Regions from separate parts of the Homo sapiens genome. Here regions 1 and 3 are each linked to region 2. Evidence: read pairs that join two places in POLR2A ChIA-PET (ENCODE). Cell type or tissue: OCI-LY7. All regions are shown on one strand. Region 1 overlaps LIN54 (lin-54 DREAM MuvB core complex component). Region 2 overlaps SEC31A (SEC31 homolog A, COPII component). Region 3 overlaps LIN54 (lin-54 DREAM MuvB core complex component).

Evidence for each region. Peaks named below come from ENCODE experiments on the same cell type or tissue, not always from the same donor. Only the 100,000 strongest peaks of a DNase experiment are listed, where the experiment ranks them.
Region 1: POLR2A ChIA-PET joins it to region 2 with 6 read pairs; 6 of 35 experiments call an interaction of 5 or more read pairs at or near these places.
Region 3: POLR2A ChIA-PET joins it to region 2 with 6 read pairs; 6 of 35 experiments call an interaction of 5 or more read pairs at or near these places.

The regions. Positions count from the first base shown.
Region 1 is chr4:82,968,287-82,970,786 of GRCh38, forward strand. LIN54 (lin-54 DREAM MuvB core complex component) reads right to left here. Exons shown (of 13, transcript NM_194282.4): 4 at 2,041-2,183. Among named protein-coding and RNA genes, the nearest start is that of LIN54, 41 kb to the right of the region's middle. In OCI-LY7, no CTCF peak of the experiment used is centred here; DNase peaks (open chromatin) are centred at 535, 845 and 1,335; H3K4me3 peaks cover 1,947 bases; H3K27ac peaks cover 2,500 bases.
Region 2 is chr4:82,877,900-82,880,399 of GRCh38, forward strand. It overlaps SEC31A (SEC31 homolog A, COPII component), which reads right to left. Exons shown (of 27, transcript NM_001077207.4): 4 at 831-1,029. Among named protein-coding and RNA genes, the nearest start is that of SEC31A, 12 kb to the right of the region's middle. In OCI-LY7, no CTCF peak of the experiment used is centred here; no DNase peak of the experiment used is centred here.
Region 3 is chr4:82,975,887-82,978,386 of GRCh38, forward strand. All of the region lies in intron 3 of LIN54 (lin-54 DREAM MuvB core complex component), which reads right to left. Among named protein-coding and RNA genes, the nearest start is that of LIN54, 34 kb to the right of the region's middle. In OCI-LY7, no CTCF peak of the experiment used is centred here; no DNase peak of the experiment used is centred here; H3K27ac peaks cover 459 bases.

The DNA of each region.
Region 1 (2,500 bases), 90 kb after region 2:
TAGTTAAGTGTAAAATCTTGCCAAGAGTCAAGAAAGGAAGATCCAATATGGCAGGGCTAAAGTCAAGGATGGGAAAAAAATAAAGCCAGTTCCTATTCGTATGTCATCAGGTATAAACCATATACCAGTCAAATTAGTCCATAGGGCTACCATCTACCCCGTTATCTAAGTCAGAAATACAGGAGTCATCCTAGATTCTCCCCCTAAGATACTGAACCTCTTTCAACACATCTCTCTTCCTCTTTAGCCCCTGAGCTACTAGTGTAGTTCAAACATGAAGTACTGCAATAATCTCTTAGTGATTCTCTACCCTGGCCTACACTTTTAAAAGATTAAATTTAACACACAGGCCGCAGCCTAGAGATTCTGATTTAAATGGGGTCAGGTAGGGGCCTGCCATTAGTTTTCTCAAGAGGTCCCCAGTACTAACTGCAGCCAAGGTTGAGAATCACTAACCTAACTGGTCTCTCCCACAATACAGGCTCACCTTCCCCCAAACTATCTCTCATAATGCCACAAGATTCGTATTTTTAAAAATGCAAATTTCATATTATTTATAGCAGTGGTTCCCAATCTAGGCTACCCACTAGAATCACTTAAAGAGCTTTGTAAAATCCTGATACCAGGTCAAGTCTGGAGAGATGAAAACAGAATCTCTGGGGATGAGAACTAGGCGTCGGTATTTATTAAAACTCTCCAGGTGATCCCAATAAGCAGATAAGGGCGAGAATCACTGTCCTAGAAGCAATGAGAAGCCACAGAAGTCCAAACTCCCCTGAAGATAAAGAAACCGTCCATCTAACCTTAGCACCCTCGGCTCTCACACTGCAAAAATCAGTGAGGCTTCCTGAAAGACCACACTTTTACACCTTTATGTAAAGTATCACCTCAATCCAGAAATCCCCTTCTGCTCATCTGGAGCTAAGTCCAACCCACGTTTAAGGTTAAGACCTTTCAAGAATAAGCTCCTTTGTATAAACCTTCCCTGCCAAACACACAGCAGTCATTAATCCATCTATGACCATTGTAATTCTGTAGGACAATTTTTAATGTTTCAGTCTAACTACCTTATTGAATTCCTTGAAATGAAATACCTTATCTTATTCATGTTTTATCCTCAGTGCCTATCACTATGCATGGCACAGTTACCCTCAAATTTCTGCCAAATTCATTCAATTTAGGGAAAAAGTTATGCAGGTAGAATTTGACCTTAATAAACTGTATGAGATAACATATTTGTACATTATAGTCAAGGCTCATTAAAGAAACCAACACCTGGACTTTAAAAAATGTAAGGCAAATGTTTAACGTTTGTTCTATTTATGAACAGTAACAAATCAAAGAAAGCAGGTGCAAAGGGCAGTATTGTTTCCAGAGTCACAAGCGTGAAACCTAACAAAATAATAATGCTTGGCTTTCTATCTGAATAATATGTCCTTTAAAACATATCTTTTTCAAAATGTTATGCTGGTATAATAACAACTGTATGTTTTAGGAAAGTGAGTTAGATGACTTACTTTGCCTCACAATAAAATAAGAAAGCATTTGAATGCTTCCAATAAAATGTATTCAAGCTTAAACAACACTGATAATATGGCTACCAGCATCTGATGGCAATTTCTACTACTCTGGGTCCTGTTACCAAGCAAAAGTTCAGATCTCCATTTTTTAAAGTTACATTTAATATTTTATATCATAAGTCTATATGTACCTTCCACAAATACAATAATTTTGCTAAAATATTAACTAAAGAAGAACTAAACACCTACATTATTGAATTTATTCAAGATTTTGTTGTACCCACATTCATATGGGCTATGGAAATCATATTCACATGCAAAATGATTACTATGTTACTATGTGTTTAAAGTAAGCTTTTTAATCTGTCAGACATCCTTGATTACTAAATTAATCCAGTATTCATTGAATGTCTATTACTTGCTTGGGAATGTACTAAAATTGAAGTATCTGAAGTGACTAGTAAGAAAATAAAGGCATCAACCACAATATTTGGTATTTGTGGCTAATTTATTTTTTTACCTTATTTGGCGATTTCAAAGGTGAGATGGCTATTTTATTTGGTGTCTGTGTTGTAGAATTTAAAGTTGATCCAATAACACCACTTTCAGATATTGTTATGGTCTTTGATGGAGTTCCGGGAGTAGACTGTGAAAGAACCCTACCTGCAAATGAGAGGCAGCACATCAGTTTGACTTTTTTCAATAATAGTATAAAAATTTATGTGATGATGCTCTACACTCACAAGGACTGCAGAATGTATGTTTGTTATTTCATGTCAACACTTAATGAGGCACTAATGAACTATGGTAAACCTAGGCAGAACTAAACAAAACACTACTTCTTAGTAATACTTAATATCAGCTTACATTAAACTCTACAAAAACAGTTTAGTTCATGTGTTCATCAATACTGTTGTTATATCCATCAGAGAGAAAGCTCAGGGCAACTAAGTAATGTGCCCTGTGTAACACAGCTCCTG
Region 2 (2,500 bases):
CAGGCTGGTCTCGAACTCCTGACCTCATGATCTGTCTGCCTCGGCCTCTCAAAGTGCTGGGATTACACAGGTGTGAGCCACATGCCCAGCCATTACATTTAATTTCTAATTATTTCATAGAGTATTAATCTCTGTCATAAACATAAAATTTCTCAATTAATAAAACAGTGAATTAACCTGGACATCACAGCACCAGCCTAATGCTGACCTAGCATGAACTTTTAAAAGGCAAGGTTTCCAACCTATAGGGATCTTAATGTTTATAAAATGTCTAATCAAATGGCGTGACATCTTCAGACTTAAACCTATTAGCCAGCTGGGCACAGTGGCTCACGTCTGTAATCCCAGCACTTTGGGAGGCCGAGGCGGGCGGATCACAAGGTCAAGAGATCGAGACCATTCTGGCCAACATGGTGAAACCCCATCTCTACTAAAAGTACAAAAATTAGCTGGGCGTGGTGGCAGGCGCCTGTAATCCCAGCTACTCGGGAGGCTGAGGCAGGAGAATCACTTGAACCCAGGAGGCAGAGGTTGCAGTGAGCCAAGATCATGCCACTGCACTCCAGCCTGGTGACAGAGCGAGACTCCGTCTCAAAAAAACAAAAACAAAAACAAAAACAAAAACCTATCAGCCGGATCCTTTTCATGGAGGTAGTATTTTTAACCCTGATCTCAACTCTGAACCCACCATTCTTTAAACAAACACTCGTCAACCTGTATAGCCACAGTTTTTTAACTTTCAATTCCAAAACTGAGGCATAGTAGATTCATATACTGATTTCAAATGAGCAGCACATAGTCTAAGAATTATGAAATGTTAAAGTCTTAACCTGGAAAATGTTCACATCCAAGGCTCTCACTGGGCCAGTATGCTTGTCATTCTGGGCAATCACAACTTCCTTGTCTCCAGCTATAATTTTAGAAGGATCATAGAGAATAATATTTCCATTTTCACCACCTGCAATCAGAACTCCAGAGACATCTCCTTTGGAATCCATTTTATAAGGCCCCCAAATCAACTTGTGGTACCTACAGGAGAAAATGAATAAAATCATTCATTCTTAAAGTCAAATAAATGTAGACAAAAAATTGAAATTATACACTTAATTTTTAATGTTTTCATAAACAATCCAAATATATTACTTTCCCACCACTCCTGGTAACTATGTATGACTTTGGTGTAATAGTATTTCATTTTTTATTTATACTCATATTTGCATATGTGATTTTGTAATCCTTAAAGAGTAAAAACTCTTGTAAGGTAGTGTAACAAAATATACTTGAGTTGTGTGTCAAAAAATATGAGCTTAAGAATGATTTTACCATTTAGAAACTGTGAGACCCTAAGTTACTTAATCTTCTTAAATTGCCTCTGGTTCATTGTAAAATAGAGCTAATCAATCACTTCCCTCGAAAGGTAAAAACACTCTTTATTTGACTATAGAAGGGTCTCATGCTTTGACCTTTGTCTGAAAAAAAAAAAAAGGGGGGGTCACTAACAAGTGGTCTGTTAAATAGTAAAGGTGTTAAAGGAGTCATGTGAAATTTTCTAAGAAAAAGAATGTATTCTAATGGTAGAAAAATGACATCAAGATTATAACAAGTACCCCTACTATTAGAGAATAAAATATATGGTCCAGAATGGAGATGAAATATGAAGGCAGAAAGGTATACGATGATACAGATGGTAGTAAGCAGAAAAACTACTAGACAAAAGGTATCTGGGGTTCCCATCCCACTGTGACAGCTCTGAAGAATATGAGCGGTCCCATGAAACTGCATGATTTGAGCTATATTCTGTCAGCTAAAGAGCAATCTCTTTAAACCCTGCTAATATATTGAGGCAATAAAGCTTATTTTATTACTGAAATGAAGACCTCCTTTCTCTGCATTACAATAGGGCATAAGTACTTGAAAGTATGATCCAAATACCTAGTTACCTAGTGTATTAGAAATCGTGTCAACAAAACTGTGAGATATATTTCTAAATATCGTAACAGAAGAAAATAAAAATAAGCTACCATTCAGAGATAATCACTATTAATACTTACGATGACTACTCCTTTTCTAGTCACATCTACCTTTTTGTAAACAGGCACAATAAAGGAGATAGAAAAAAGAACTCTATACAAAATTAGCCAGGCATGGTGGCACATGCCTGTAATCCCAGCTACTCGGGAGGCTGAGGCAGGAGAATTGCTAGAACCTAGGAGGCAGAGGTTGTGGTGAGCCGAGATTGCGCCATTGCACTCCAGCCTGGGCAACAAGAGTGAAACTCCATCTCAAAAAAAAAACAAAAACAAAAAAAACCACACACACACCAAAAAAACAGAAAAAAATGCTAGAAACTACAGCCTCTCCTTCCTACCTTACATGTAACAGCAATAAAAAAGCCAACAGAACATACTGGCCAAGCGTGATTCCTCATGCCTATAATCTCAGCACTTTGGGAGGCTAAGGTGGGTGGATTGCTTGAGGTCAAGAGTTCAAAACCAGCCTG
Region 3 (2,500 bases), 98 kb after region 2:
GTATAACCAAGTTTTATGGAAATAAATAGGAAATGATCAGAGAAAGAGTATCTGATTAAACCTAGAAGTCAAAAACTTCCAAGATGGGTAATCTAAGAGATAAAATGGATGAGTCAGCCGCAAGGAACGGCAAAGAAAGGCATTCCATGTAAAAGGAACCTTGCCAAGACCCTTAGTCCTACAACTTAGTTTAGATCCATATGGTGATCTCTTACAATAAGTTAAATCAGTAGGTTTGGAGCTACTATTTTGAAGGTGAAAATCAAAAGGCATGCATTAGATCCTAAATGCCTTTAATGCTAAGAAAGCACTGGCATTTGAACTTAATCCTGATGGGTCCAGGTGAAGAAATGAACAAGGCCAAGAAAATTTTAAGCAAGGGTATGACAAGTTCAGATTTGCATTTTAGAAAAATCGCTTATACACAAATATAAAATCATCTTGACTGAAACATAGAAAAAGATAGTCATCTTCAATGAGAAGCCCAAAAATCATCAAAAAAAAAAAAAAAATCTCAAGGTACTTTGAAAGAGCATTAGCTAGCAGGGCGCAGTGGCTCATGCCTGTAGTCCCAGCACTTTGGGAGGCCAAGACAGGTGGATCACAAGGTCAGGAGTTCGAGACCAGCCTGGCCAACATGGTGAAACCCCGTCTCTACTAAAAATACAAAAATTAGCTGGTTGTGGTGGTGGGCGCCTGTAATCCCAGCTACTCGGGAGGCTGAGGCAGGAGAATCGCTTGAACCCAGGAGGCGGAGGTTGCAGTGAGCCAAGATAGCACCACTGCACTCCAGCCTCGGTGACAGGGCGAGACTCCGTCTTAAAAAAAAGACTAGCTGCATGGAAAAAGACTGCAGTCTTAGCTGCAATGTATACATAAAGATGATGGAATCTCCTTGTGATACAATTCAACAGAAAGGCACTTTGGTGGTTTAAAATTTAGCATATGTGAATTTTTAAAGGTTATAAAGAACTAGTTAAAAGTAGAAATTATCCCTCCAAACTGAACTTAATGCCAACAATGCTAGTAAAATTTAACAGAAGTATATCTCTATGTATTCTGGTAGGGCTATTAAGTCCATGCACAATTAAAAAATAAAGTTACAATCGGTCTGCAACACATAAACAACCCAAAGACCAAGCAATGACATTTATAAAAGTCTATGATAGTCACGGTGAACTCTTGACAATAACCAAAAATTCATTCAGACACTTCCGCGAACACCACAATTGTTTACCATACAACCCATACCTTCTCCTTCCCATTAACTAAAACTTTTCAGGGACTCTCTCAGAGTCTCTTCAGAGACTCAAAACAGTAAAGAACATCCCATTAAAACACTCCTGGTTAAGCCCCTCTACCTATACAAAAATCTCCAAGGGGACTGGTGTTTTCTTTTTCATAAATACTTCCAAGCCTTGTTTACTTATAGCCAACTGCAGCCCACTTCCTAAATCAGCTCCAAACCCAAACCCTTTCCAGTATTTTCTTTGGGGCCCCCCTGCCTCCCATGACATCTCTCAAGACATCAGCTTCCTATACTGTCACAAATCTCTACTGAGCACCAAGAGAAAGAGAATAGTCACTCACCTAACACTGCTTTCACATTAAATTTTTCCATCTCTTCTCATTAGCTAAAATGAGAAGCCTCTCTACATACAAATACAAATCAAGCCTACATACAAATCAAAGCCTCAGGAAAATGACAAGTCACTGCCACTGATTTCCAAGTTGCCTACCGCTATGTTGTAAATTTATTAAAGACAGATGGTTTTAATATACATGCTAGGAATGATCAGTTAATATTTGAGTACCCTCATCAAGAATACACAGTCTAGGGATGGGTAATTAGGATTTGAAAGTCTCTAGTCAAAAGTTTACCATCCAGAGGTGCTTTCATATAAGCCTTTAGCACAGTAGAAATTAGAAATGATCCTATAACTAGTGAAAGAGTCATTTAGTATGGCTCTGGATTAAAGACCAATCACTTGGCTGTGTGCTTTTCTCTAAAAAACTTGAGCTGCTAGCCAAACAAGGAATAGGAGGGTTGGACTTAGCCAAGCCATTAGAGAAAGAGACTGGAAAAAGACAATCAATGGCGTTTACAAGAGAGCAATAGGATGGGTCATGGACTTCATCTTGAGGAAGGAAGAATTTGAGGACAGGAAAGGAATGATTACTGAGAAAGTGGAAGAATCAATGGACCAGAAATTCAAAGTCAATTGCTGGATTGGGAGTAGAAAGGCAAGTAAACTAAAAGAATAAAGAGAACGAACACTTGAAGTCAAGATTTCTGAGGTGATATAGTGATTGGTGATGACAAATTTTAAAGTATAAAAGAGAACTGGGCCACACTAAGGAGTATTCTAGTAAAAGTAATTCAGCTAAAATTCTGTTACCACTTAAGTAATTACTATTATTGTGACAATTTTCTGTTTACAGAGAACTCCATATAGAGTATATTAAAATACTGAAACCAAAAATTCAAACAGAAACCATG